Regions from separate parts of the Homo sapiens genome. Here region 1 is linked to region 2. A link is a loop called in an ENCODE intact Hi-C map of the cell type or tissue named here. Cell type or tissue: ascending aorta. All regions are shown on one strand. Each heading gives the region's core, and the rest is flanking DNA. Links, peaks and the distances in the headings are about the cores only. Region 1 holds the start of LIPC (lipase C, hepatic type). Region 2 holds the start of LIPC-AS1 (LIPC antisense RNA 1).

Region 1 (15,822 bases), core at 4,106-12,105, 51 kb before region 2:
CACAGCTGGAACATTAATGAACACAGAGGGGGAAGAAGTGTGTTTACTCTAGGATCACCTCTCAATGGGTCACTTGGCAAGGGCATCTTTGCTTCTTCGTCAGCTCCTTTTGACACGGGGGTGAAGGGTTTTCTGCACCACACTTTGACCACAAGCATCACCAATTTCACTGAACCCAACAGAAATTTGGACCCTCTGGGGGCTCTCTGCGTGGCAGGGCCCTTTTCTTTTTCTTTGGGCTTAGGCTGCAATTTGAAACACCACTTTCCTGAGCCAGCATCCCCCTTGCAGCGCTGTCACAGGGAGGCTTAGGCAGCCACGTGGAAGCCACCTACCCCGACCTTTGGCAGAATTTCCAAACACAACACAGTAGCTTTAAGTTGATTAATTTGGAACTCTGACCTTGGCCCCAAAAGGTAAGAATACATAACAAGGTATTTTATTCTCAAAATGTGTCAGGATAAGAAGCACTTCTGTAAATCGACCTTTTTAAAATAGATATAATTAGATTTGCAGTTGGGGGCAGTAAAGAAAGGGTCTGAACAGTGGATAACATGTTGAGAGGTTAATTATTAATGGGCAGTCTTCCCTAACAAAGTATCTAATAGGCATTGTGGTCTCTTTGGCTTCAGAAATTACCAAGAAAGCCTGGACCCCGGGTGAAACGGAGAAATGGACACAAGTCCCCTGTGTTTCTCCATTCTGTTGGTTTTATGCATCTTTATCCAATCAAGTGCCCTTGGACAAAGCCTGAAACCAGGTAAGAGCCTGACTTTTCTCCAGAGATGGGCATGAACTTTTCTTTTTAAAACGTGTGTCACAAAGAATCCAGGGGTTTCTGACTGTATGGGACAGAGCTTGCTTCAGAGCGTGCCAGGTGGTTCTATACACGACCTCACAGGTTCACAGGGACACGTAGCCGTTTGTAAACAGAAATGAAATTTTAGAAAATCATCCTCGGATTAAAAGTCTTCTAAGAGTGCCTGCAGCTAGCAGTGAAGTCTCTTGCGTATCTGATATGGAAACAGTCATGCTAAAAGTTATTCAGCGGCAAATGATATGAAAGCGATTCAGATCTTCCTGAGAGTTAATGTGGCATCTAATTTGCAACCGGGGAGCCAGGCTTGCAATGAAATGCTCTGTCGGGTTGGGGTTGTCTAATTGCCTGCCTCTCTCAGAAGAGAGGGGAATTTATGAGAGTTCTATTTCCAGTCAGGTCTAAAGTAGAGATATCATTGCACAATTTCTAGACTTTGTTTTGCTGCCAAAATTTTAGTCTGAGGCTGAAGAATCCAACAGCCGTCCTGCCTGTTTTGTTTGTAAATTCACAAACTAGATTGATGGCGAAAGACAGATCAAATGCCTTATCAGGAAGGTAGTAGAGTGGAGCCCAGCTTCCAGGCTAAGCAGTGGACCAATAAATGACGGATCAGTTAATTGAACAATTTGGCCAGACTAGACAGGTGTTTGGGAATTTGTTTTGGTACTGGTTACTGGTCAGGAGCTAGTAACGCTAAGGTAGAGTCTGAGATTTTTCTTTTCTCTAAGACTAGCCTTGGAGAGAGCTCCGACAACTTTGAGAATTAGAAATTCCCTAACGGGATGTACCTAAAAATTTCAGAAGCTTTTTTCCCCTTTAAGAAAAAGGCTGTTCCTTTGTATTTGACTATTTTACTTCATAGGCCAGTTAATAACTGAGTAGCAGTATTAATTATTGCCATTCACTAAGTATTTTCTGTGCCAAGCACTATACTAATTATTTTTGACACATCATCTCATTTATAAAGCCACATCCAAAAATGACCCTTACATAATAATTTAGAGCCATACAGGTAAAATTGCTGGTAATCTTTATTCCCTTGGTTCATAGTGATTTTGCTAAAGGGCCTTTCCTGCCCTTTGCCCCGGAATGTTGTATTTGTTTGTTTACTTTTTAATGAAGTTTATAACACACTTCTAGAAAAGGGCCTCTATCATAAATCCTCAATGAGTTCTCACAAACTGAACCAGTACCCCAAAGCCTTCCTTGTGTGCCCCTTGAGCCTTAACATATATGATTTTTTCCTTTGGGGAGATTTTTCATTAATAGAAACACATCAGTTGCTCTTTTGCGTCTGGCTTCTTTCGTTCGACATTATGTTTGTGAAAGTCAACCATGCAGTTTCGTGGAGTTGAGGCTCATTCATTCTCACTGCTGTAGCATTCCACTGCGGGACCATGCCACACTTCCTTTATCCATTCTACTGTGGATTGGCCAGGACTGTTTTTGCAATGGAGCCATGGGAATTGGAAGCTGTCAGTGCTGAGATAGAGGTTGAAGGGAGGGATGGCCTCCCCCAGGCTTCTGGGTATTGTCCAGATTTTCCTTGAGCAATCTCATTGTCCTGATCAGCCTGCTTCTTTCCCCGGGGCCTAGTTTGTGCAAATGCTGAGAGAAGTGGCCACTATTAGCAAGAGGGTTCCTCAGAAAAGAGGATCCAAGTCAGGAGGCCTCTTGTTCTCTTGGAAGCAGAATCTCTTGGCAGAATTCTTTCTGCAATGAGTGAGCCCAATCTGTGTGCATGTGGCTGGTATGATGTCTTTCTGGGGAAACCGCAGGGAAGCCGGTGTCCTGTGGTGGAGCCCTTGTCAGGAAAGTTTCTACACCAATGGTTCTCAACAGGGGCAATTTTGCCCTCCAGGGGACACTTGGCAATGTCTGGAGACATTTTTGGTTTTTGGTTGTTAAGACCAGGGAGAGAGTGCTTCCCTTCCAGCATCTAGTGGGTAGAGGCCAGGGAAGCTGCTTCACATCCTACAATGCACAGGACAGCCCTCACAACAATGAATTGTCTGGCCCAAAACATTATTAGTGCAGAGGCTGAGAAACCATGATCTATGCCAAGCTTCAACTGTCACTCATCGAGCACCAGGAAGTACTCCCTCAAGGACCCTTCCTCTTTAGCCCCTCCTCCCAGCCTACTTCTTTTGAGTATTTATTATTAATGACATCTTACTAATGGAGTCACTAATGTGCTGCACACCCAGCATGTGCCAGGCACTCCACGGACATTTTATCTCATCCTCACCATATGGTTGAGTAAGCTGGCAGTTAAGTGCCTTGCCGGCGGTCGCATAGCTGGTCAGGGCAGAGCAGGGAGAGGTACCTGCAGCCTCAATCTGTCTACTGAGGCCGCAGTGCTCTGTGTCGAGCCCACACCCAGTGATTTGACAGCCAGAGGTTTCTAGAAAAACATTCTGCTCAGTTCCTCTCACAGAGAGGGAGATTTAGACAGTTGTTCCTGCCCTTCAGCACTAAGGGGGACTGGATAGCGTGAGCTGCTTGAAGCCCACATGGCACATCACACTTATGCCCAGCCCCAATGCCTGAGACCCAGGTTCCCCAGTCGGTGTTGCCATGAGAGCCAACGCTGCTCCTAGACCCTGGCAAGTCCCACCTTCCCGGTACTGGGCCCACTATCAACAGGCACCTTCTCCCTCCCCTCCACCCCAGCCTCAGCTTGCAAATCCTAGGAGCAGCTGAAAGCTACCTATTCAGTCAGTCCCTCATGAGTGTCACAAGCATACATGAGCACCTGCCATACGTAACGCAGTGCCTGAGTACAACTCACACACTCTGTTCACACGTTTCCTCTCTTAAAAATCACTGAGGACCCCAAACAGTGTTTATTATGTGAGATATCAATATTTCCTTCATTAGAAATTAAAACTGAGAAATCTTTAAAATCTGCTAACACTTTTTAAAATGATAATAAACCCTTGCATATTAACACATATAATGTAATTTTATGAAAAATAACTTGTATTTTCCAAATAAGTTTTAAATGGAGAAGAGTGACATTGTTTTACAAAGAAATGTTGCAAATCTCTCTAATATCTGGCTTCCCAAGACAGCTGGATTATCTTACCTGTTTCTGTACTCAGTCTGTTGTGATGTATTGCTTTGTTTGAAATGTAGGAAGAAAATCTGGCCTCCCATAGAGGAAAAGGGAGGACATCCTAAGGCGATCTCCCTGGGGCCTTGGCCTGCAAACCACTGCGCTTGTGCAGTGGGCACTGTACAACAGGGGGCTGCACAGCCGTCCCCACCTTGCAGGAATTTACAGTCAAATGGGGTGGGAGTGGGGTGGGGAGGGAATAGGGGGCCATGGGACTGGGTGGAGGGGGGATGTGCCATCAATAAAAGAGCAACCGTCTGTGGAGAATTTAAATACAAATATAACCAAAAGCTGATCTGCCTGTCATTATCACAATTATAAAGAATGTCAGCCGGGCGCCGTGGCTCACGCCTGTAATCCCAGCACTTTGGGAGGCCGAGGTGGGTGGATCACCTGAGGTTAGGAGTTCAAAACCAGCCTGGCCAACATGGTAAAATGCCATCTCTACTAAAAATACAAAACATTAGCCAGGCTTGGTCATGGGCACCTGTAATCCCAGCTACTTGGTACGCTGAGGCAGGAGAATTGCTTGAACCCGGGAGGCAGAGGTTGCAATGAGCCGAGATGGCGCCGTCGCACTCCATCCTGGGCAACAAAGTGAAACTCCATCCCAAAAGAAAGAGTATCAGCGATAAAGGCAAAGCTCTTTCCAGAAAAAAATGGTTTTATGGCCTAAGTTCTAAACAATCTCCGTGGTTACTGTTGGATTTTATGTAGTAAGTATATGTAAGCTTCAAATTCATCACATCTTTATTATTTATCCTTTCATAAATATTGTGTTCTACATTGACATTAATCTGGAGAACTCCCGGTTATGCACTTGGCCCCAACATGCACAGACTCAGGGGCGTGTTCTTGTTGCAAGAGTAAGTGTGCGATGGTTCAGATCCTTTGACGTCCTTATGTCTCCAACCTCAGTGGCACTTATTACCTGCTTCTGCATGTAAACAGTAGATTTGAAACAAAAAATGATAGCGTAGTGGTTGTACAAACAAAAAACCAGAACTTGAATTATTTCAATTCTCTCATCCTAGGTGACCCCTGTAAGCTTCTCATATGTGTTTAAAATTTAAAGCAACAAAACAGATTGTGAACAATGAGTTGTAACATCTTGTTTGATAGGTAAAAATTTGGACTCATACGAAAAATATTTTTACTGCATTTGAATATCTTAAAGTTAAAATGTATTTGTCTTTTTAAAAATTGTTCACTGCTTTATAACTAAAGAAGAAATCGAGAAAGTAGTGATGATTGCTGATTTTTACATAAATATGACTGAAAATACTTTTGTCTTATAGAGCAGAGGGTCATTAAAATGATCCGTTCTGTGTGTCAAATACATGAGGTATACCACTGAGTCACATATGTAAATGTTATCAGCTAGAACAGAACATGGCATGAGATGAGGACCATGAGAGAGGAATGAGTAGAGAAGCAGATTTTACTTCCAAGTGGAGGGAAGAAGGCTTCTTGGAGGAGGCGGCATTTGAGTAGGGTGTTGAAGGATGGTATCCGGACAGAAGAGAATGAGGCTTTCCTTGTACAATAGCAGAGGTACACAGCTGATAAAGTACATGTGCTTTTCAAGCCCAAATACCTTTCAAAAAAGACCATCTAGGAAGAAAAAGAAAAAATATCCCATAGAACGGTGTTGATAGCAACACTTGTTAAACTGCAACAAACTGGAAACAATGTGAATGCCCAAGTGCAAACCACTGAAGTTGGGGACTCCAGCTACTGCTAAGTCCAACTTCGAACAGGCATGGTTTTGAATACCTACTACTAGAAGTCACAGAAACTTTTGGGGGCAATAATGATGAAGTTCAGAAACAAAAGCCTATTGCTGGCCCCTAAGCACTCACAGTTTAACACCAGGGATCTTAGCACAGAGGATGGGTTTCCAAGAGTCGTTGAGCCTCCTGAGATGGTGCCCAAGGCTGTGTGTGTGTGCATTTTGAGTGGGGAGCAGGTGTCATAACTTTCAGCAAATTATCAAAGGGACCTGTGACCTCTGAAAAAGCTCAGTAACAACTGGTCTTGCAGCTTTGTAAAACAAGTATAAGAAAATTGTATATGCAATAATGTAGGGAAAAAAAAACAGGACTAAATAATCTACATGTTGAATCATAATTATGAAAACACTGTAGACACATGCTGTATATTGCTAGAGATTCTAAGTATATTTAAAGATATATAAAGGGTTTTAAGGTTTGGAGGATTTAAGTACTTAAATGTACAAGAAAAATAAAATAAAAAGGCCCTGATCAGCTACAGTTAGATTGGTCATCCCAAGACGACCCCCGGGAAAGGGATTTTCCACTGTCCTTCCGACCTGCCACCAGCACCCAACTTTGCAGGTTCAGCCACACTCAAAATCACTACCCCAGCAGGGTCTGTCAGATTTCTGAGAGGCCTCCACAGTTACATGGAATGTCACCCATGACTAATATTTGAGATAGAGTCCGGAGATGAAACTCATTCTTCCAAGAGTGCGTACTATTCTGGAATCAGCAGAGGGCCAGCCCCCAGCATTCCAGGGAAATTCTATCTTTCCCATGCAAGAGACCCTCCCATCCATGGCCATCCTTCCTAGCCCTACAGCTGAGCAGGTCTGTGGTCCTGCTGAAAGGTCCACCCTGGAGAGACGGGGGACAGCAGCCTGTCCTCCACTCTGCTTGCCTCTCACAGAGACCCAGGACTGGAACCCATATTCTTTCATTCTGAGCTGGAGAGAGAAACTGCAGGGCTGACGGTTGAAGGCATGGGGTCTGTAAGCTGACCCGAAAACATGAATCGCCAAATGAGTGCGCAGCCAAAAGCCAAGAGAATCTGGTACCTGGCTACCCACGATGGCCCTCTCCCTGCCCTCCTCTCCACATCAGCTGCCACAGTGCTGCGGGCATGCTGGGTCATCACAGTTGGCACAGCAGGGAGAGAGGCAGAAAGAGGCTGGGCCCCGAGACAGGGCAGAACAGTCCCCATTTCATCATGAGGGGAATGCAACCACCCAGGCCTCAGCCTGGGTGTCCCTGACAGCCACGGGCTCCACGTAGAACAGAGGTCACAGCGATTCTCACAGCCAGGAAGGTACTGTGCGCTGGCCCCCAGGACAGTGACCAGTTTCGAGTGGGGCGCTCTCAGCTGGGAAATGGGGTCCAACCCACCAGGGAAAAGGGCTGACTAGGGGCCAATAGGACCCTCCAGATCCCTGCCCAGCAGGCTGGACTTCAGTCCCAAGGTGATAACTAGAACAAGGGGGCCGAGCCTAGTCTGTCCAGCAGCGGGTGGAGGAGCCGCGGTAAGAAAGGCAGTCGGGTCTTACATTCAGGTACCTACTTGGGGCGAGAAGACCAAATCCAGTCACTCCAGCCCTGGAGGAGTCAGGGCGCCCACCCGGCTGCCCCACAGAAGGTGCAATTCCTAAACATGGTCACAAAGTAGCGCAGTGACATCTCAGCTGCTTCGGAGTTCCAGGAGAGGGTTTCTGGCTCAGGAGAATGGAGTTTCTGGGTGACTGGAAGATGAGGCTGTTGGCTAACTTCCCTTTCCTTCCCACTTAGGGGTCTATTTCCAGAAGCATTCCTCATTTCATTTTTTCCCCAGTGGGGCTTGGCTAGGGGTGGGGAGGCATGGGGAAAAAGTGAAGAGAAGAGAAGGAAATGCATGGAATGCAAGCGGAGGCCTCTTTGTCTACAGCGTTTTCACCTCCACTTGTGCAGGTTCATATTCAGGGCCTGGTGAAGTCAGTTCTGGCACGGCTCTCCAGTGGACTGGCAGTGGCCCTTAAAAATAGTTCTCAGGAAGATGTGTAGGTGGCGACGCTGAGTAGTGTTTATGTCCCAACATGAAGAGCAGGCCTCATTGTGTGTGTCCTGTGATTACAACTGTGTGAAAATACATGTGTTTGAGAAAAAATGCTGGAAGAAGATGCATGAAAATGTTTATACGTCCGTTGAGTTTGTATCTGAACTTTTGTCTCTTCCCCTCTTTATGTAATGTTATAGTATGTATATGGTATATTGACTTTCATGATTTAAATAATCAGAAAATAAATTTACTACGAAATGATAAAATAAAGGAGTTTGACTAGATCAGTGATCCTGGAACTGTAGTGGGTAATGAAGCACCTAAAAGGCTGCTTTTTTTGTTTGTTTGTTTTTCCTGAGACGGAGTCTTGCTCTGTCGCCCAGGCTGGAGTGCAGTGGCACAGTCTTGGCTCGCAGCAACCTCTGCCTCCCGGGTTCAAGCAGTTCTCCTGCCTCAGCCTCCTGAGTAGCCGCGATTACAGACACACAACACCACGCCCAGCTATTTTTTGTACTTTTAGTAGAGATGGGGTTTCACCATGTTGGCCAGGCTGGTCTCGAACTCTTGACTTCGTGATCTGCCCGCCTCAGCCTCCCAAAGTGCTGGGATTACAGGCGTGAGCCACCGCCCCCGGCCAGGGCTTATTAAAATAAGATTCTGGGGCCCTAACTACAGAGTTGCTGATTCAGTGAGCCTGGGGTAGACTTGGATATTTACGTTTCTCAGCAGTTCCCAAATGATGCTGCTGGTGTGGGGACCACAGAGAACCACTAGAGAAAAAACAAAAGAACCAAGACTTGAAACTAGGTTACTGACTTCCAGGCTAGGGTGCTTCCTACAGAAACAACACGAGGCTACAGGGCAAACCTCACTTCACTTCTAACTTTCTAGGGTTGAAGGGGTGAGAATCAACATCCACTGCTCCTGGATACTGACTTCTTCCCCAGTAGCTACAACCCCAAAAGTATTTAAAACCCCAAGATATTTGTGAAAATGTATTTGTCCAAAATAAAATATCTACATGCTAAAAAGAAAGCAGTCCTTGAAATGAACAAAAATTCCCAAGCTGAGCATTACTTGTAATTGGTAGAAAAATAATCATTGCAAAAGCTAATTAACCATCCACCCTGAGCGGCTCCTTGGCAGGCCTGAAAATATGATCAGGAAAATTCTTTTCCTATGAGTGAGGCATTATCAAAGCAGGGCAGAGCCTATGGGTTATCCGTTGACTAGGACTGACCTTTCCGTGACTGCCAAAAACTTTCCAGTGACAAATGTTCCAGCTTCCTTGTCCCAAGAGAAACTAAAGTGGTAAGAAAACAAACTGCTTTATACTGAAACATAACAAGATCAACAGCAGCTGTGACAGCATTTATTAAACTGTCCGCTGTGTACCAGGCCCCATGGTCAGTAGGAAAGTATATCCCTGAGGGTACAAAAATGAAAAAGCGTACATCCACTCACCAAGGACTTCCCACTGTGCCAGGGTCTCTAGCCCCTTATGGGGTGTGTGTGGGGGCAGGGAGGTTGGAGATTGGGAGAGGCGCATAATTTCAACACAATGCAATTAGTTTGTAAATAACACTACATGCAAAATGTTACAAGAGCCCTGAGGCAGCGCAGGTTAGCTGAGAAGCCTTTACAGAGGAGGTGATATCTGAGTTGAATCTTGAAGTTTCCTTCAAGAAGTGGAAGGACATTGTAAGCAGAGGGAAAAAAAACATGAACCAGCCTTGCTTGACTCAGAGGCTGGAAAAGGGAGAGTGAAGTTGGGAATTCTTGAGATTTTGGGGTGGCCCTGGATGGGGTACATAAAAAGAAGTGGCCAGAGGGAAGGACAGGAAGGGCCATCCTCAGAAGTTTTGTCCTCATCCTGGAGGCAGGGCAGACCACTGATGAGGGGGGTTGTTTTTAAAAGGCTGCCTTTCCCAGATGGATTGATAGACTTATCTCAGCCTGGCTAAAACCCTGGCCACTCCCTGATAGAGAACAAGGTTCCCAGCAGGCAAGGGCAGGGGTGGGGCCCAGCAGGGACCAGTTTTGCAAGCTCACCTGGCCCTACACCCGCAAACACTCAGCTTTTCCTCCAAGACAAGCCTCAAGGCTTGGAGCAAGTCTCTTTGAAGTTTTCTTATGAATTGCTATGCTTAACACTAAATCATGGGAAAGATTAACACCCATGAAACTGAAGCAGGAGCACATAACAGGAGCTTAATATGAATCTTCCATCTTAAAAATATCTTATTCTACATCTGAAAAGAGAACCATTTGGAAATTCCACGTCATACTCACTTATAGACTTAACAGCAATTTCAACTTTAAAAATTCATTCCCACCTGCATTATATGACTTGATTCTTACAGTAGCCCTGTAAAGAATATTGGGTAGGAATTCTTATTCCCATTTTAGAGACGTAAACATTCACCATCCGCGGACCATGGGGAACACAGCTGACATCAATTGCAAGTCAGTTTCTGTGGTTTACTGCAGCAAGGGAGAGCTCACTCCAGACTTGGGCTTGTGCTGGTTGAGTCTAAGGAAGGGGTGGAAAGCAAGGGGAATTCTGGATTGGATTCTGTCAAAAAGGAGTCCAATTCAATGATTCGGCATCATAATAATTTAATAGTTATCACTAATTATTATTTAATATAATCAATAAATGATCTAGCAGATGGGAAGATGAAAACAGGGCTGAGCTGGCTTTGATACAGCAACACAAGTCATTCCTGTTAGTCAGAAGAGGGAAATGTTTAGTCATGTTTTTTGATTTTGGAGTGGCCTCCTCCCTGTCTTGATGCAAACACAGATGTGGAGGGTCTGTGCTGCACATGTTTCTGTTCGGTGGGCATTGTCTCTGTTCACTTGTGAATATTATGGTCTGGCTGACGGCAGAGCTGGTTTTTGTTGCTGTGCTGTGTTTTCGTGTAGTCTCTCCCAAAGGGACTTGGGGAATGCGTTTGAGGTCTCTTAATACCTATGCCCTAGCTGCACAGCTTTGGGTGATGCCCTTTACCTCCTTACCTCTGATCTCTCAGGAGTAATAGTGTCCCTTCCACACTGACATTCTGGGTGTGAATGGGACTGATTAGAATGGTCATCGTGGTGCCAGGAGATCTGCAGTGGTGACCTTCCCTGGTATCAGCTATTTAAATATTATCAGGAAAGAGAAATGTGGAAGCAAAGTTCTATCCATTTTAAGCATGTGACCTTTTACCCTAACTGAACCTTAATTGACTCATTTGCCTCTAGCAATTCAAAGATTCCCAGACACCCGGAGGACAAAGATGGGATTCTGTAAGAACAGCCCACGCAGTCAATGACCCTTATGCCATTTCTTGCCCGGAACTGTTTTATTCAGGGCCTGACATGCAGCAGTGTTTGATTAAGTGCTGACAATGAAAATAGGTATTTGATGCTGTTTGGAAGAAAACTCTTACATTTCTTGAATTGAACTAAGATGTACAGAACAACAGAAACCATTATTTTTAAGAATATTTAAATGTGCCAAGTTCTTTGCCTATTTATGTCAATGAATCCAGAAAAACACCCTGTGAGATAGGTATTATCCCCACTTCACAGATGGGGAAATTGTGGCTCAGAGTGTTGCAAACTCTCCTTAGACCACTCAGCTAATAATTTCCTCTCTGGTATAGCTGAAACATGGGCTTGCCTGAAGGGCAGAGGCAGAAGAAGCCTCCAAACCTCCCAAGGTCCTGTGATTCTCATTGATGCCTACTTCTAGTGGTTCTGGTGTCCCTCTCAGAGCCCACATGGGTATCTGAGCCTTCAGAGATATCTCATTTGGTTTGGGGGGTTGTTTTTGGTTTTTCTGAGTCTCGCTCTGTTGCCCAGGCTGGAGTGCAGTGGCGTGATCTCAGCTCACTGCAATCCCCGCTTGCAGGGTTCAAGCGATTCTCATGCCTCAGCTTCCCAAGTAGCTGGGATTACAGGCATGCACCACCATGTCCAGCTAATTTTTCTGTTTTTAGTTTAGTCGGGGTTTCTCCATGTTGGCCAGGCTGGTCTTGAACTCCTGCCTCAAGTGATCTGCCCACCTCAGCCTCCCAAAGTGCTGGGATTACAGGCCTGAACCACTGTGCCTGGCCGAGATATCCCATTTTGGATAGGGGAGCCTGGGACATATTCTCAACTTCCGTGGGTCTGGCCACTACTTATCAGAAGTTTCTGCTCACCTTACACAACTGTGAGTGATGGCCAGGAGCAGCCTCAGTGGCCCAAGGGGAAAAACCTCTGGATGAAGCCCTGGACCCCTCACATCTCAGCCTCCATCACTGCCCCTGGCTACCCAAAGTCAAGCCCAGAAACACAGATGTGAGCACAAACCCAGGCAGCCCATAGAAGGCACAGCCCTGTGATGTCAAGCTTAAAAATTCTGGGCTACTTTTAAGGTCACCAGGGATATTTCGAAAGAGCTGAAGCTTTTTCCTCCATCCAAGAATCCTCTATCTTCCAGGTTGTTTTTATGAGCTGAAGAGGACCCTCCACGGCTCCTCGGTGACTTAGTAGTATCAAGACAACACCTGAGAAAGCTCCTTTCATGCAAATCTCTGTCTCACGCATGTGAAGAGACCACCAAGCAGGCTTTGTGTGAGCAACAAGGCTGTTTATTTCACCTGGGTGCAGGCGGGCTGAGTCTGAAAAAGGAGTCAGCAAAGGGTGGTGGATTATCGTTAGTTCTTACAGGTTTTGGGATAGGCGGTGGAGTTTGGAGCAATGTTTTGCGGGCAGGGGGTGGATCTCACAAAGTACATTCTCAAGGGTGGGGAGAGAATTGCAAAGAACCTTCTTCAGGGTGGGGGAGATTACAAAGTACATTGATCAGTTAGGGTGGGGCAGAAACAAATCACAATGGTGGAGTGTCATCAGTTAAGGCTATTTTCACTTCTTTTGTGGATCTTCAGTTGCTTCAGGCCATCTGGGTGTATACGTGCCAGTCACAGGGGCTACGATGGCTCAGCTTGGGCTCAGAGGCCTGACAGTCTCCTTCCTGCCTGCGACACAGGTCTAGGAATTATTCCACAGTTGGGCACTCTTGGTGTATTATTGTTCATGCCCTGGCCCCCACCTTTGTGCCGCATAGAGGGACTCCCCTTCCTGAGGTTAATGATTGGGAAGGTGTTAAAGCAGGAAGAACTGCAAGAAGGCACTCGTGAGTGAGCCTATCCACTCATTCCTGGAAGATAAACAAACGACCAGTGTGGCTCTCCATACTCAGAGGGTGGTTTCTGGATGTCAGAGATTTCGCCACACACCAGCTCTGTGCCAGGCCTTGTGCTAGGACCCCAACATGGTCACTCGATATTCACACAGTCTAGCAGTCTGCCAGGACTGCCAGGACAGAGGACCACAGACTGGGTGGCCTCAACAACAGAAATGTATTTTCTCACAGTTCTGGAAGTGAGAAGTCTGAGGTCAAGGGGTCAGCAGGGTGGGTTTCTTCTGAGGCCTCTCTCCTTGTCTTCTGATGGCTGCGTCTCTTCTGTCTGCACACAGTCTTCTATGTTTCTGTGTCCGATCTCCTCTTTTTATAAAGACCCCAGTCATATTGGATTAAGGCCCACCCCAGTGACCTTATTTCACCCAAATCACCTCTTTAAAGACTCTGGCTCCAAAAGCAGTCACATTCTGAGGTACTGAGGGTTAGAACTTCAATGTATGAATTTGAGGGAACACAAAGTTCAGCCCATTACACCCAGCAAACACTTTGCTAGGCCCTGCTGTGACCCGGGTCCTGGGCTTGGCACTGGGCATACAGTGGAAACTGCAAATCTCTCTTTGTTCTATTTGAGCTTCAGCAACTCTCCGGAAGGCTTCCGCGTTAGAAAAAAGGCTTACAAATACACAGGAAATTTGAAAGTGAGTAGTAAGTCCACACCAGGCCCAGACAGGGGGCCTGTGCTGAAAGGTGCAGGAAGCAGCAGCCCTGCTGAGACACACAGGAGCCGGCTGGCCGGCCGCTAGCAGGGTGGGATGGGGAGTGGGGGCTCAGGGAGCCTGGGCTGGGGAGAGGCATCCTCCCTCTTCAACAGAATGATTGGGACTTTCTGGCAGCATAAGCAATAACCGGCAGGAGACCAAGAAGGCGCCGTTTAGCTGGCTCATGTGTGAGTGAGTGATGAAACTCACCCTCTGGCTTGGCGCCTTATGGAACTATCAACTCTGCATGGGTGTGCTCAGTGTGGACCCCAAACCTGCTCCCTCTGGCTTTGAGAGGTATTTCTCCCATACAGGCTGGCTTCAGCCAGGGGGTTGCCTAGACTCGCCCAGGCCTCAGACGAGGGGAAAGGGCCAAGGCCGGCTGCCACTTTCTCATCATGTGCCTGCCTCCCTTCCCACATAGAAGGGTCAAGCCCAAATTAGAAGGGTGGGATGATGGCTGGTGCCTGAGGACAGAGCTGGGGCTAGGAGGACAAACTCCTGGGCTCCTCTTCATGTCTGGGCTACAAGATCCTGGCATAAACAGGGGCTCCTGGCACAGCGGAAATAAACCATGGGTCCCTGAGGGAGACTCTGGGTGAGAAAAGAGACCCAGATTTGGAGTTGAAAGACCTGGGCCTGAGTCCCAGCTCCATCACTTCCCAGCACGTGGCCTTGAACAAATCACTCAAGGCCTGCAGACCTCGGTCAGTCATTAGTAAAGAGAAGATTACTATTATAGAGACCCCACTGGGCTGTTTTGAGGGTGAAATGAGACCACGTAAGTGAACGCACTTTGAAACTATCCATTGCTGGTCACAAAACTAACGTGTGTACGCATCTATTTACTAAATAGTCATATAATACTCACCCGATTCATATGCTACTCCCAGTGTTTTTCTCTACTTTTTATTACAAAAGTGTTCAACTACAGAAAGAAGTTTAAAGGATACAATGAATTTCCATATTCCCTCCAGATAGACTCAATAACTGTTTGCATTTTCGTATATTTGCTGTATGTGCATATTTATATGTGTGTGACTTGTAAAACCAGTTGAGATAAGAGGGGGAAAGGAAGAGAGAAAAAGACACACACATACATATCCCATATGAAAGTTGTGGACATCATGATACTTCAATTCTAAATATTTATACGCTAGTATTTCTTTCTTTTTTTGAGACAGAGTCTCACTCTGTCACCCACGCTGGAGTGCAGTGGTATGATCTTGGCTCACTGAAACCTCCACCTCCTGGGTTCAAGCGATTCTCATGCCTCAGCCTCCTGAGTAGCTGGAATGAATGCCTCTTACTAAGGACATTCTCCTACATAGCCCCAGTACCATCACCACACCTCAGAAAATTAAAAATAATTTTATACTATCCAATATCCAGACCTTACTCCAATTTTCCCAGTTGTCCCAAGATAGTTGTTGATAGCGTTTTTCAGACTGGGATCCACTCAAGATCCTCCTGTTGCCCTGTTTGCTGAGCTTCTGCCATGTCTCCCCAGTGTCTGAGGTTGTGAGCATCTTGGTTACTTGCTGCCAATTCTCACACTCATCTGTGCTGCCCACCGTCCCATGGCCTCTTGCGGACCTCTCTCCCATGGCGCTGGCTCCTTGCACCCAGCTATCTGCTTGCACACCTCTCTCCCTGCTGGAGGATAAGCACCCCAAGGGCAGTGGCCAGTCTTAGCTACTGTTGTTTCCCCAGGACCCACACAGGCCTGGCATGGAGCAGGCACGTGGCAAATGACTGTTGCATGTTTGAATCTTCATCAGAGGGCTAAGCAACACACACCTTTAAAAAGTGAGTGAGTTTTGGCCAGGCGAGGTGGCTTATGCCTGTAACCACAGCACTTTGGGAGGCCAGAGGCAGGCAGATCACTTGAGGTTAGGAGTTGGAGACCAGCCTGGCCAATATGGTGAAACCCCTTCTCTACTAAAGATACAAAAGTTAGCCAGGTGTGGTGGTACGTGCCTGTAGTCCCAGCTACTTGGGAGGCTGAGGCAGGAGAATCACTCAAACCTAGGAGGGTGGAGGTTGCAGTGAGCCGAGATTGCGCCACTGCACCCAGCCTGGACAACAGAGCTAGACTCCATCTCAAAAAAAAAAAAAAAAAAAAAAAAGGAAATGAGTT
Region 2 (15,750 bases), core at 3,270-11,269:
AGGTGGGGAGAGCTATTCTAAGGTTCCTTCTAACTCCAAGGGGCTCAGATCGGATATTTGGCAAGTAAGCAATTGGCACACTGACCCTGCAGTTTACAAAGTGATTCCTACGATCCTGAGGGTAGAAGAAGATTTTGCTCCTGGCAGAGGTTTTGCAGGATGTGGGTGGGGTTGGAGAGGAGGCTGCTGTGAGGGTAGAAGGGGGTAACCTCTGTCCCTTCACCATGTTTATCTTGCCATATCACCATCCAGCATTCACAGTCCATTGCCCAAAATAAACCACAGATACAAAGTAGAAAGATACTTCATCTATTTTCTAAGTAAATCTAGGAAGTTAAAGATCACAGCTGTCTCCAAGACCATGCCCGTTGAGTAAAAATATCTCTTGGCAAGTTGTCCTACATCAATTTTTTTTAATGAGACCTCTTTTTTCCTACCTAGTATTGATAATTTAATAGCTCTGCAAAAAGTGCTTCTGAAGCAAGAAAACTTAGTATTTTCTAATTTATTCTCTGGGAGATTTGACTGCTAATCAAATATCTTAATTCCCTCCATACTTAAAGGGGGCATTTTAAAGTGACTTTCCCAGCCGTTCCAAATTACTTCTTGAGGTTTATTGTTTGCTTTTAAATTTATGTCCAACATGGGCTCTCTTCTTGGGGACTGAGCTGTTTCAGAAAATGATGGAAATTTGGGGTGAATCTACCAACAGTGTTCAGTCTTTCCAAAAAGACAGTTCATTAAAAGCTGAAAGGTTTGACCCTCTGGCTCTATCTTTTTGGCCTAACATCCTAACACAGGTGTGGACAGGGTCAAGCATGCAGGCCTGTCTCTGATACCTGGTTATAGCAAGGCTGTCCTTGGCATTTCACCTCCACCTCTTCTGCATCATACATTGTTTATTTTCACCTCATTATTCCATTCCTACTCCATTTGGTGATAATCCACTGTGTGCTAGGCACCCTTCTGGGCACCAGCATATAGAAAAATGCCTTAGCATTCGTCCCTGCCCTCAAAAGGGCCTTGGGATCAAGAAGAAGTGGACACGAGCACATCTGACTAAACACAACATCATGGAGGGTGTATCCAGGATATGAGCAAAATGCTCAGAGACAACTCTTTTTATTTACGTCACAAATGCTTCTACAGCACCTACTATGGGCCAGGCATCATGCTAATAAGGGCTTTACCAATATTAATTCATTTAATCCTCACAGCAACCCACTGAGATGAATACTATTCTTATCCTTTGGTACTGTGGGGAAACTGAGGCACAGAGCAGGGAAATAACTTGCCCAAGGTTACACAGCCAGTCAGCTCCAGGTGGGGCTCATGGGGCATGGGCCCTGGAGCCCACACACTCTGACTCCAGGGCCCACACTCCTACCGTCGGGCCACACTGCCTCACAACACACTTTCTCGCCAAATTCAGAGACACATAACTAAAACCACTTACAAATGGAGTATGCCAACTGAGAATGCTACAGAACACATTGAGGAAGTGACATTTACACTAAAATCTGAATGATGAACAGGAGTTAACTAGACTAACAGGGGAGGAAGTGGGTTGCAAGCCGTGGTTCTGGGTGGGGAAGGAGTGCAATGTGTTCCAGGAACTCACCAAGGCCACCAGAAAAGGAGGGTGGAAAAGAAGGAAGAAAACAGCTCAAGAAGAGGCTAAAACATGAGCAGCAACCATAGCATTCAGCACCCTCACTACAGGCCAAGGGTCATTCCGTAGTTGGGTTCCGCAAGAATGATAGGAACCTAACAGCTTTGGCAGGGGTAATAGCATCAGTTATGCATCATCCACTGATCACTTGGGCTGACATGTAGAATGCATTGGAAGAGGACGGCGGGGTTAAGCAGGGAGACCCCGGGGGAGGCAGCAGCAAGGAGAGAGTTGATACTCCCTTGGATGGGCTGGAGGTGGATAAAAATGGATTCAAGTGAGTTTTAGGAGACAGTATCAACATGTTATGCTGCATGTTTGCTTATGATGGGTGAGGAGAGGGAGGAGTCAATGGTGGCTCTGAAGATTCTAGGTATTCACAGGGTCGGGAAGCACTTGTTTGTCACAGGTTTGTTGGGTGCCGGAGGGGAAGAAAGTCCCGTGCAACAGCCACATGCAATGTTCATCACTCCCCTGGCTCTCAGGCTGCTTCAGGGCTCCAGACCCTCGCACGTGCTGATCTCGGGCTAAGGGCTGTTTCCTTCCTTCGACTGAAGACCTTTCATACTGTAAGATTCAGCTTGAAAGTCTCTCCCTCCATACACATCACACGCTGACACTGGACCAGGCACTTATTTGGATCTCACAACATCTCTGCAAAGAAGATATTGCTATGCCTGTTTTACAGACTACTGAGAATCAGAGAAGTTCCAAAGCTGCCCTGTCATTTGTGGCATAAGCGAGAGAGCCCACTGACATCCCAGCGCTGCCTTCCCAGCCACACTGAGGGAGAGGTGGGCTTGGCCCTTGAGGCCCCTTCTTCTCAAAGGCATTGAGGTTACTTTCCATGTAGATTACGGTTGAGAACAATGAGAACTTCTGGAGCACATTCTGTGGGCTGTGTGAGGACGTCGGCAAGGGAACAGACTAAGATGGCTAGAAAATGCCCCTCTTTCATCTCTAGAATTCATCTAGTGAAGCACTTCCCAAGCCTCAGGTATCCAGGGTCTCCCTGTTCTTCCTAGAAGTAGGTTCCAGTGAACAGAAAGCCCACAGCATAACTAAGAAAAAGCTGTGTGTCTCTACCATGCTGGTGAATCCATGCTGCTCCTTGACCTGCCACTCCTTGACATGGACGGCTCTATTCTAACAGTGCCACTCTCTCATGTCACTGTCCCTCTGCCTGGTTCCTCCTCCTCTCTTATCTGCCTGGAGAGTCCCACTCCTTGGATGAGTCTCACCCAGAGCATCCCTCCCCCATCTCCTCAGGCTGGGTGTAGGGTGACCAGCTGTCCTAGTATGACTGGGCCTAACGGATGTTCTGGTTTGTGGGACTTTGGGTAGTATATCAGCTCAATCCCATGCAAACCAGGATGGTTGGTCACCCTAGTTAGGCATGTGGATTGCCCCTGCTTATGGCAAGCCCAGCAAGTATCCAAGCTGTCTTGCACTCATTGGTTCTCTCCTCTGCTCTTTCCCCAAAAGTAGTTATGACCCTCTGAGATGAAGCCCTGTGCCTTGTTCATCACTGTATTCTCAACATCTAGGCCTGGTACAGACCAGGTTGTGTGGTCAATGTTTGTGCAATGAACGTACGAGCCCAGACTCAGCATATTTAGGAGATGGCTCCTACCACCCAGCAATTAGAGAGGGGAGGCAACGCAGGCGGAGGACATCTACCAATGCAGCACATGAGCAAGACACAGGGCCTGAGAATAACTGAACCCTGGCCCACAGATGCCAAAGAACTGGTTTTGCTTGTTTGTTTCATTTGCCAGTCAGAAGCGTGGGGGATAATTTAGTGGAATCCCTTCACAGATAGGTTTTAACTTGAAATAATTCAACTATAGGTGCTTGGCAAACAATCAAATAGTGAACAGGCCCAAGAGAGAAGGAAATAATTTAGATGGCAGATGGCAGTTGGCTCCACTAGAAGTGCCACCTGGTGAGCACGGGCCCACAGTGGGTGTGAGGCGGGACAACGGGGGCACACTTCCCTCCTGCGTGTGTACCTCACACTGTGCTAGGATGATTATGGTTCTGGCATACAAAGTCACTTATTTTTCATGCAACCTGGTCCCTAAACTTAAGAAAATGCCTTTATCTGGTAATCAACTGGGAAAAACATTGGCTGAACCCCATACTTTCAAGTACTTATGAGATTTTCAAAGGTGGTTCTTACACACTAACTTAAGAGTCCCCAGATGGTGAGTCCCAGCTGCGCCACTTCATAACTAAATGATCTTAAGTAGCTAATGACTTAACCTTGTAGAGCTTCCATTCTCATGGGCAAATGAAGGATAACATCTCTCCCTCATGGGCTCACAGTGAGGATTAAACGAAGGGAAGGTATGCACAACAGTTAGCAGACTGCTTGGTACAAAGTAAGCGCTCAATAAACCAAAGCTATTATTTTTAGTGGTGGTAATAGCACTGCTTTTCTTTGGCATTTAAAGCTGTGTAGCTAATCTGGGCATTCCACCAGGTTGCTGAAGCAATAGACGGCCCCTTAATAAATAGCTTCCAGACAGCATGTCATTTAAAACTGAATGCATTTTTGCTTCTCAGTTGTTGGACATATTATTTACTACCTGATGGTCTTGCTCTGGCCCAAACAAGCTAATTATTGCAATTCCAGAGTACATGCCATCATCCAGAAATAGCTTTCTGTAGAGTGGGGACTGAAATTAACAGGCAATTAGCAAGTTTAAAAGGATTTCCTTTCCCCATCCCCACCCCTGGCACCTCTAACACATTAAAGCTCATCACAGCAGTTATTTTAAGGAAATTCAGCAGAGGTACTTGCAGGGCCCGAGGTCATCTTGTGTTGGCCCTGGATAGATCATGAAATCCTGTTGCCAAGGAGCATGGTGGGAATGTGGCAGGAAGGCTAAAGTCAGGAAAGCCACCTCAGCCACTAAGTAGCCATATGGCCTGGGGCAAGCCACTACTCAACTCTGAGCTTCAGTTTCTTCATCAGTAAGGAAGTGGCCAGGCACGGTAGCTCACACCTGTAATCCAGAACTTGGGGAGGCCAAGGCCAGTGGATCCCTCGAGGTCAGGAGGTCAAGGCCAGTCTGGCCAACATGGAAAACCCCCATTTCTACTAAAACTACAAAAATTAGCCGGGCATGGTAGCAAACACCTGTAATCCCAGCTACTCAGGAGGCTGAGGCAGGAGGATGGCTTGAATCCAAGAGGCGGAGGTGGCATGAGCCAAGATCATGCCACTACTCCCAAGCCTGGGCAATGGAGACTCCATCTCAATAAATAAAGTTAAGAAGTTAGACTGCTCAATTCCTGAGACTCCTTCCAACCCAGCAATCTGACGTCCACACTGGGGCTGACCACTGAACTACATGGAGGCACATGCCTCAGTTTCCTTATCTACGCCATTCATCTAACAGCTATGTATCAATCCCTGTTAGGCACTAGGCACTGTGCTAGGTGTTTGGAAGAGTCATTCTCAGGCCTATCCTATCTCAGCAACCTGTAGGAATGTCCTCACCTCCAGAGTTAGCCCCCTTGGAAGGAAAATATTTAGTCCCACATTCATTTCTTTCCTATATGAACCTGGAATCACTGGGGGCAGCCTCTCTGAACTGCCCCATTTTCTGAAAAGTGTCCGAAGTACAGCCCAGGCATGGGGCATTCAGCACAAAGGGCCCAAGTCTTGAGAGGGAGTAGTTTAGGAGTGAAGAAATCCCAGCCTCCCACTATCCAGTCTTAAGGTAAAAAGAATTGTACAGATGAGCACCTTTCTTCCCCTTGGTATTTCCCTTTGGCATGACCCAAAGACCACTCCCATAAAGGGCCATACCCTAGTGTTTTCTGACAATCTAGGGATGAATTCCCTATTACATCTCAGGATGGGAGAAAAACAGGATTTGGGAGTTCTGGTTTAATCACTAAATGAACTTAATCTTGACTTCTGGTTTTGTCATCTGCAAAAGGCAAGTGGTCCTGATGGCTACTTAATAAAGCTGTCTGTGAGCCAAATGAGAGTGTGCATCTGCAAGTGCATTGTAAACTGCAAAAATAATTGTGGTTCTCTCTGGGCCGCCTTCTACTTCACAACAATACTGAGCTGACCTTACAGATAAGCTGAACAGATGGTTGCCTCCATGGTAGTATTTGAATAGCACCAGAAAGTTTCACCTCTCCAAAGCATCTTTCTGCTGGCCTGAAATTCAACCATTAGGGATTCATTTTGTTGCGGGGGCGGGGGGGCGGCTTACAAGCTTCCCAGGGTTCAGGAGCACTCTATTAAATAGCTGTTGTAATCACCCAGCAGGTTCTTCCTATTCGCTGCATAGACAAAACCAGTTCACCAAGACCACGCTATTGTAGTAGAGTTTAACACAAAGCCAGCTACGCAGAAGACAGTTATTACTCCAATCAGTCTCCCTGAATGCTCAGCGGTTAGGGTTTTTCAAGGATAGTTTGATGTACAGGGGATTAGGGAATGGGTGCTGCAGATTGGTTGGGGATGAAATCATAGGGTTATGGAAAACGGTCCTTGTGCACTCAGTTGGCCTCTGGGTGGGGGCCCCAAGACTGGCTGAGTCATGAGCCTCAAGTCCGGATGTAGTCAGTCTAAAAAACAACTCAAAAGATCCATCTTAGGCTCTACAATAGTGATGTTATCTACAGAAGCAATTAGGCAAGTCACAAATCTTGTGACCTCTGGCCACATGACCCCTGAGCAGTAAGGGATGATAGAAAATTTGCCTATATCTTAGCAGAATTCAGGCCCCTTTCATAATCCTGACCTTCTGGCCTTTCACTGGTTTTGCAAAAGTGGTTGAGTTTGGGGAGTGGCTATTATCCTTGCTGTAAGGTTCAACTATAAACTAAATTCCTCCCAAAGTTAGCTTGGCCTACACCTAGGAATGACCAAGGACAGCTTGGAGGTTAAAAGCAAGATGGAGTCAACTATGTCAGATTTCTCTGTCATCATTTCACAAAGGCAGTTTCACTGTGACCTGCTAATACTGTGGGGAAAAGAAAAAAACAGTACTCATTGGGCCTTAGGCATATTCTAGGTTCTTTGCAATACTTAATTTTGTTTTTAATCTCAAACCAGTCTGAGACAGGATTTACTATTCAGCACATTTTTGAAACTGGGAAAATGAGTCTCGAGATGTTTAGGAAACTTGCTAAAAGGTCACATGAGTGACAGGGTTAGGACTTAAACATGCGTGGGGTCGGGAAGATGGCAGGCACAGGGTATCAGGCCAGGGGAGATGCCCTAGAGCCAGCGACACTCAGCCTACTTAACTTCTTCTAAGAGCCGGTCACCTCCATAAGGACAGCCAGAGCTTCTGCCAGGAAAGAAAGAACGTTGATGCTATTCGTTTTCCAAAAGAGCGTATCTCCTCCGGCTAATCTGAACATATTTCTTACAGGGCTCTTGAATGCCCCTTTGTAGCTGAGTGGGTGAAACGGCATCACCAACATTTGGCCCTGCTGCTCCACTGAGAGCCGGCGCCGTTCGCGGGATAATTATCCTGTAGTCTTCTCACCTCCGGAGAGAATGCAAGGCGCCCTCCTTCCAAATCTGGCCCGTCACGCCAGCACCACTTATTTTTAGAAGCTGTTTTCCCCTCATAGTTTCACAACCTCTAATCTGCCACTCTCCAGTGAATATAAATTAAAACACAACAATGAAATATGGAGAAATGTTTTCTCCCGTCATCTCCAGCTCTCTGAACCCGGGGCTGGGAGTGGGTGGAGCGCCTGATTTGTCTCCCAGGCGACACGGAAAGGGAGGCAGTGAGACGTGCTACCTGGTCGCTTCCGGCTCTGATGAACCACTGCCAGCCAGTTATTAGGGAGGAGGGCAGCACTTGCAAAAATTTCAGGTCTCTGAGAGCCCAGAGCCTGAGAAGTGTGGAGGATACTAATTACACCCAGGTGGAAGCCTGGCCACAGCTCACCTCCTAAGGAAAGAGCGAGCCCATTAAATAGCCAGGAAGGAATGGAGTTCACAGGGGATTAGATTTCTAGATTATAGCCTCAGAGTCATTCTCAAATTTATCTCCTAAAATCTGGAGGTCAAGGAACAAAAGCACCCTTGAAGAACAGGTAAAGGGAGCCTGGTCTGAATTCTTAGCTCCTGACAGCCAGGCCGCAAGAGGACAGACATCCCGTGCACACACGCCCGCCCCATCGCCAAAGAAAGCTCTAGAGCTAGACACTTAGACTGGCCTTTCATGAAATGACAGCACCTGCCAAACACAATAGGGAAATAGTTAGTCCAGCCAGGCAGTGCCATAGAGTGGTCAGAGCATGGGAATTTCAAGCAGACAGCAGCAGGCTTTAATCCTCACTCTACTCTCCCCAGATGTGTCACCAAGGCAAGTCACTCAGCTTCTCTGAGGCTCAGTTTCCTGGCCTGTAGAGTGGGAATAATTATAATACTATCTTGGTTGTCAGGTTTAAAAGACCAAATGAATGTCACTGCCTGGCAGACTACTTAAAACAATAAGAGGTGCTAAAGTTACTTTAAACCAACCCTCTCCACCCTCTCCTTCCCCACCTCAGTTTCATACCCCAGAGACCAAATTCCTGATGGATTCCTAAATGATATCTCTGCCAAATACTGGTGCCAGGTGCTGGGCAAGGCACAGTTTTGCAACCAGCTGTCAGGCAGCAACAACTTCACAGTCGTACTTTTATTCAGTGTGTGGTAAAACTTCTGGGACAAGAGTCAAAGTCGTAGGGCTTTAGTGGGAAACTGCCATTGCCTGACCAGAGGTACAAAGCACTGGCCCTTCCCTCATCCCTGGCCTGACCTAAGAGGGCTGGGGTACCACAGGACTGTTGACCCCACTGAGAGCTCAGGGTGCCAGAAACACTGCCTGCCACGTGATTCCTATTGGTCCTTCCAGAGATGCTAACAGGCCTGGAGGCTGGAGGTCTCTCTGCCCACACTTTCACACATGACCTGGAGCAGGGGGTCCCAGCTCTGTAGCTGCATTTCTGACCCAGTTGGATACCTTGACATGGTCCCAGCAAGCAACAGAGCACCCATTGTACAGCCTTCCCCAGCCCCAGAGAGGGACTGTCCCTGCCAAGAACAGAGGTGCCACCCAGAATCTGACAGCAGGGGAGGCTCCCCAAGCATTCTACCCAGAAGAACAAGCACCCTCCCCAGATGGCCTGTGGCCCACCCTGCCCTCAGTTCCTAGCAGATCCTCAACTTGGCCTGCTTTGATGTTTGTGAATGGCAGGTAGGAAAGGTCAGGCAAGTGGAAGAAACCTAAAACCATGCTCTCTATGGCCATGGAAGCTTCCTAGGTATTATTACATAGCTGTAGTATATTAATATTACTGTCATTAATTGATATTATTGTAATGTTACTATAATATACATAGCCATAATATAAACACATTATAAAGCTGTAATAGCTTATCTTTATTCTACTATGTGGCAAGTCTGTACTAAGCATTCTCCTACTCTAAACCCCCACAAAAGTATTAGCTATGAACTATCATTGAATTTCGTTTTACAAACAAGGACAATCCAAAGAGGCCAAGTTACCTGCCCAAGGCCACACAGTCCACAAGAGCCCAAGTTCCCACTCAGGCCCATTCTTTTAGCTCTGTGCCACCCAGCTCTGCAAATGTAGCCACCCAAAGCCAATCAAGCCAGTGGTAGAGTTCTAAAACCAAATCTAGGGCTCTGTCCCACCAATCTCCACCTGGTGCCTGGAATTCCTCTATTTTTGTTTTTTGTTCTGTTTTGTTTTAAAGTTTCACTCACCCCCCTCCTTAAACCCAAATATCCCTGGGACAGGATGGAAATCCATAAACAGGTGCCTGAGTAAGACATCATTCACAGAGCCTTTTCCTCCTGACAGCTGGCCAAGAACAGGAGAGGGGGCCCTGGGCAAATCTGCAGGATTACATCAGAGCTTATTTTCCCCCGTATGCCCCTAATTTTCTACATGCTCTTCCATTCCTGATGGATTCCTAAATGATATCTCTGCTAAATCCTGGCGCCAGGTGCTCTTCCATTCTCCCAGTGATCCAGAACTTTCTTGCTGTCATGAAGAAAACTGATTTAATAAGTAAACTCATACTTAGGAAGCTTCCCATCCACCCTGGCCCCCCATGGTATCTCACATCATCATCAGACCAAAAGAACCCATACCCTCATCAGTGATGACTCAGCAAAATCAACTTCACATGATTAGGAAGCTCACATAACTAGCAAGGCGAGGAGGTTCTCTCTGCCGGCCACCTCCTCCCGCCAGCACTCCACCACAGCCTGCCTACTGTCTGCCCGTTTGGACTAGCAGCTGGTGCTGTGGGATCTTTAACTCCACTGAAATTATGTCACAAAACTGGGGCATCGTAGGGAACCTAGGAAAACAGACAAGAAATAAAGACTCCATATGTGCCTGGCCCACACCCGAGTTTGGCTCACTATGCACACATTAGATCCTGCCATTCACAATTTAAAATATATATATATTTTTTTGTGTATATATACATATATACACACCTAGAAAAAAAGTATGTATTTTGTATATATACAAAATTTATTACATATAAATAAAATTTATACAAAATTTATTACGTATAAATAAAATTTATACAAAATTTATTACGTATAAATAAAATTTATACAAAATTTATTACGTATAAATAAAATTTATACAAAATTTATTACGTATAAATAAAATTTATACAAAATTTTGTATATATTTGTATATGTGAAATATTTTTTAAATGTTAATATATCTATAATATTTATATATTTGAATATATAAGTTTATATATATTTATATGGCTCACTATAAAAGAAATTGAAACCTCCTTAAGCATGAACAACTCCCACGGGTGTTTTCTTCATGAGACGCACAGGAAGATGGCAATGGGTACTGAAAGGAATGAATTGCTTGTGGGGGAACTTTATTTACTAGAACAACCCCAGGTAGGAGGAGAGGTTTTAAGAAATGAGAGTAGGGGTTCTGGAGGAGGTCACCTTGCCTCCTAGTACAGAGGTAAGACTCCACTGAGGCTGGAGAATAATGCTCATGAGGAGATTGGCAGGCCCCAGATCCCTGCAGCTACTGGGACAGAGGCTTCAGTTCCTTGCCATGGGGGCCTCTCCCTAAAGCTGCTCACAACATGGCAGTTGGCTTCTCCCACAGCAAGAGAGAGAATCCCCAGAGAGAGCAAGAGGCTCCACAATGGAAGGCCTAGTCTTTCACAATCTAATCCCAGCAGTGACATACCCATCACTTCTGCTCTGTTATTGGTCAGACCAACCCTGGTGCAATGTGGGAGAGGACCACACAGGGTACAAATCCTGGGAGGCAGGGGCCCTTGGGCCATTTGAAGGGTGGTTACTCCAGCAGGTACAGAGTATGGTGAGCCCACATGAGGAGGTGCCCAGATTGCAGCCATAGATCCTTGGGCAGGTCATCCAACCTCATTTACGCTGTTTGCACTTACAGAAAATGAGAATAATAGACTCGTCAGGGCTTGGCAATGCCTATGAAAGTGCATTGAACAAAGGGAAGTATGCTGCAGATATAAGACAACATGGTTTTGATTGTAATTACTAGTACCAGTAGCACATAGTTGTGAGGACTCCTATTCTGTTGAGCTAACAGCCCTGACCCACCTGTATCAATCAGTGCCAATGTATATTTCACATTGCCAATACCCAGCGTCAGATAATGAAGTTTTGCAAAATACAGCTTGGGTGGGATCTCTTTAATGACCTGTTAAAACTGATTTATAGTTAGCTTTTTACCTGAATGCACATAAGGAATCTGGAGTTCTTGCTAGTTCTTGCTTGGAAATGATCTGTTTCTTCATCTGAATGTCCTCCCTTCATCTGATTTCCTTAGCAACCCTGGTTTTTCTGTTTTGATTGACAATACAAAATTAAATATTAGTCCAGTCCCTCACTGGGCTATCACAGGTTCCAAAACACCCAGCCCTCATGTCATTGATCCAACATCAACCGTTCCACCGGTCCTTCCCTCCCCTGCCCCCTTACCCTGCCCTAAGGGCTCTCAAGACAGACCTGTTTAACTCTGGGCATTTAGAACACAGAAGACTTTCTCACCAGGGAATCTCTCTTTCTAAAATCCCCACAGAGCTGGTCAAGCAAGAAGAGCACTGGACTACGCATCAAGACCTGGGGTGCTGATCCCGACTCTCATCCTTGACTGCAGTGTGGGCTGGGCAGGTCACTTCACTGCTCTGAGCGATTTAGTTCTGGTTTTGAAAGACTGGGTGATTCTACCCATTATTCACTGAGCACCTCTGGGCCTTCTATTATGGCCTCCTCCCTTTCCTGCCCTGCAGCTCCCTGCCAAAAACAAAGCCTATGCAACCTTCGTAGATACTCTTCATAGAATCTGTTTCTCTCCCTGTGGGCTCTTTCCTTCTGAGCACTGGCAGGACTTAACCATATGCTCTAGGCATTGGGTGTGAAACCAGCAAGGCTTGGTGCTGGAAATTTAGCCTCATCTTCCCAACCACCATAGCTAACTCTTGTCAAGTACTTGCTCTGTGTGCCAGGCACTGTTCTACCTCATTAAAACTTCACAGCAACGCTGAAGTGGCTATTATCATCTTCATTTTATAGATGAGGAAATTGAGGCTCAGAGAGAGTAAGTAACTTATTCAAAGTCACCCAGCCCACATGAGGCAGAGCCAGGATTCATGCCCAAGCAGTCCAGAACCCAAGCACGCTGTCTTGGGACTGGATTTTCTTTCCCCATGAAGAATGTAAATTTCTTAATCACAGGCCCTGTTTATTTTACACACAGTCAGCATCTACAAGTCTTTGTTAACTGATTACAGGTTTCTGTAATTCTAGGCATGTTAAGCGTAGGGTCAAGCATAAACTCTGTCCCTACCTTTCCAGAACATATGCTCTGATATATTATAGCAGACAAATGCAAAATTTCCAAGACTCGTGGGATTTAGAAGGGATTTTTCTCAACTCTTCTTTTCCAGATAAGAAAAGGGAAGCTTGAGGAGATTAAGTTACTTCTGACCACATAGCTCCCTGCTGCAGAACCAGGACAGAAACCCAAGCCTTCTCATCCCTATCACGAGTTGGATCTAGGGCAGTGGTTCTCAGTGGTTCTCAACTGGGATGGTTTCGCTCCCTCACCCCATGGGACATTTGGCAATATCTGGGGGCATCTTTGCTTGGCACAGCTGGAGAAGAGGATGTTACTGGTATCTAGTGAGAAGCCAGGGGTGCTGTTAAACATCCTACAATGCACCAGACAGCCTTCACAGTAGAATCATGTGGCCCAAAATGTCAATAGTTCTGAAGTTGAGAGATCCATTCTGTGGGATTTACCACTTCCTCTAAGGCTCTTTGTTTCTGTATCTTTACAAGCAGTCATCTACAGTTGGACACCTTGTCTTATTCATCCTTGGCTCCAGTGCTCAGAGAAGTGCCTGGCACGTAATAAAAGCTCATTGAACAAGGGAGGGAAGGAGAGAGGGAGAAAAGGAAGGGAAAGAATGACAGAAAAAGATATCAGGCTTTCCTGGCAGGCAAAGAAAGTCCAACACTATAAATCAAGACCTCTGTTCATAAAACAGAAGATGTCTGACTGTTTGAAATCAATTCTTGTATATCATTCCAGAGAGAAGACTAACTCCGAATACCTTAATTATGCGTTAGCACAATTTAGACGAATACTCACAAAATTAAGCAGAGAACCCAAGCCCTGCTACAGAAGTCTTCCCCCTCAAAAAAAAAAAAAAAAATTAAGATGGAGTCTCCCTCTGTCACCCAGGCTGGAGTGCAGTGGTTCAATCTCTCCAGGGATTACAGGTCTGCGCCACTGCACCCGGCTCATTTTTGTATTTTTAGTAGAGATAGGGTTTCACTATGTTGGCCAGGCTGGTCTCCAACCCCTGACCTCAGGTTATCCACCCGCCTCAGCCTCCCAAAGTGCTGGGATTACAGGCATAAGCCACCGCGCCCGGCCCTTTTAAAGTAAATCTTGATTGATGGACATGATGAAGTCCGTGAGGTACAAATGCACTGCCTTTTACAAAAGTAACTGGTTCCTTGGAGGTGTCCATTGGGAAGATGGCAGTAGTTAGAGCTGCCACTGAGGAAGACATAATAGGCAGCTCTCATTCCAAGGCAGCTGAGCCACGAAGAAGGCTGGCCTGAGTGGTCAGTGTGCAGTAAATCCAAATCTTTAAATGCAGTTCATGCTTCACCCCCGACCGAATGACAAATGGCTCCCCCGTCAGAGCAAGCTGGCAGGTGATGCACCACTCCTCCCCTCCCCTGCCACCCGTGGTGGGACAATCTGTCAGCAGCCACTAATTCTCAGGAATGGATGGGGAAGTGGGGGAAGTCAGGCTGTGTTTATTGGGCAAGGAGAAGGGGTCTCTGAGCCCAAAGACCTTCTTGGGAAATGCAGCTCCTGCCCTCCACAGCAAATAATGCTCAATGACCAGTCAGGGAGAGCTTGTCTGGGCTCTCTTCAAGCTATGGGGAGCATCTAGAAAATGCCTTGAAACCGTCAGATGGAAACATCCTCTCATCTTCCTCCCTCCTGGAAGCAATGTGCTCCGCCGCTCTTCCAAACCCTTCCTGTCTCTACTGGTACACCTCTCCAAAGCCCTCTGGATACCTCCCATGATATGCCTTTCCCAGGCTCCAGGTCAGCACAATGCTCTCCCCACTCTATTCCCCAAATGCATACCTGTCTCCATCGCAGACACCTTCACATGCCTGGCTGGCAGGAGCTCAGCCCTGCCCATCTGCCTGTCTTTGTTGTGCGACCACCTTCAGGGTCCTCCCTTGGGCTCAGCAGTGAGCTGACTTGCCATGGAGCCAATGGAGCTTAGGTGTCAAGATCCTTCACTTGCACAAGCCCCTTTCAACCTCCTCTCCCCCAACACACAATTATGTATTCATGATGTATTTTTTTTCTTAAAGAGGACCTCCAAATTATATCTAAGATTCAGGCTCTGTAGAACCTGGCTCTTTCCGGCCAAAATATGATCTTTACAGAGCTCAACATGCCTTGCACACACTAGGTGTTTAATAAGAGCTGAAGGATCAAAGAGAATGGATCCTGACCATGATTACAATTAATTAAGAAAGTGATTAACAGGAAAGGGAAGATTGGTGTTTCTCTCAGGCGAGCTTTCCTAATTCTTCCTCTACCATCAAACTGAAAAAAGCCAATAGTCTCCCCTATCTCAAATCCAGGATCCTCGGAAGGGTTTGTTAAGTCACAGCCAGCTGGACCCCACCTCGCAAGGATGTGGTTCAATAGGTCTAGAGCGGGACTTACAATCTGCATTTCTAACAAATTCCTGGTGATGTTGCCGCTGCTGGTCCGAGGCCCTCACTCTGAGAATCACTTTGAGCCCCTGCGTTATCAATAGGGGCCATATTGCCCCCAAGAGGGTGAAATTGTATCTTGAGGTGGGTGATGAAAAAAGTTTTTATTATAAAGCAGATATATATATATACACACACACATATATATACAGTACACAAACAGGGTGCAGTATATCCCTGGTGCTAAAACTTCACGGGTAGACAATTAGGGGGTAAAAATGTCTAGAAAGACTCTTTAGGGGGGCAATCATGATAAAACATTGAGAAACACTGACCTGGCCCAAGTGCCTACTTGGTGCTTACTCCCCAGCAGCTGAGCCAGAAGCCCTCACCTGCAGAGACCTGCAGCCCACACCATCTGATACTGTGGAAGAAGCATTAGACTGGGAGTCACAAAACCCAGGTTCAAATCCTAGCTCTGCAGTAACTTCAGGCCTTCCCAGCCACACCCACTTCAGCTTCTGTACTGAAAGAGACAAAGTTACAACCAAAACTGCCAGGGAAAGAATGCTGTGCGTGCTTGGAAGAGATACATGAGGGGGTTGTTTATACAAATAGGAGTGAGCAATACTCCACAGGGCATTGTTGAGTAGCAAAAGCAACACATTAAACCATCTCCCAAGGAGGCTGGGCCTGTCAACGGCCTTGCTTCGCTGAGCATGGAAAAGCACGTGTCAGGCAGAGCAGGATTACTCGGCACAAGAGAGGCCAGGCT

Evidence for each region. Peaks named below come from ENCODE experiments on the same cell type or tissue, not always from the same donor. Only the 100,000 strongest peaks of a DNase experiment are listed, where the experiment ranks them.
Region 1: it touches region 2 in a loop (3-fold over the local background); 9 of 110 quality-filtered maps call a loop at or near these places.

The regions. Positions count from the first base shown.
Region 1 is chr15:58,431,361-58,447,182 of GRCh38, forward strand. LIPC (lipase C, hepatic type) reads left to right here and starts at 631. Exons shown (of 9, transcript NM_000236.3): 1 at 631-760. The coding sequence starts at 673. It overlaps LIPC-AS1 (LIPC antisense RNA 1), which reads right to left. Exons shown (of 3, transcript NR_120338.1): 3 at 3,541-5,552. RefSeq lists a silencer at 7,655-7,895. In ascending aorta, for the core only: no CTCF peak of the experiment used is centred there; a DNase peak (open chromatin) is centred at 9,011; H3K27ac peaks cover 1,536 bases.
Region 2 is chr15:58,483,329-58,499,078 of GRCh38, forward strand. All of the region lies in intron 1 of LIPC (lipase C, hepatic type), which reads left to right. LIPC-AS1 (LIPC antisense RNA 1) reads right to left here and starts at 15,407. Exons shown (of 3, transcript NR_120338.1): 1 at 15,311-15,407; 2 at 11,445-11,555. In ascending aorta, for the core only: no CTCF peak of the experiment used is centred there; DNase peaks (open chromatin) are centred at 7,243, 7,413, 7,913 and 8,331; H3K4me3 peaks cover 721 bases; H3K27ac peaks cover 2,613 bases.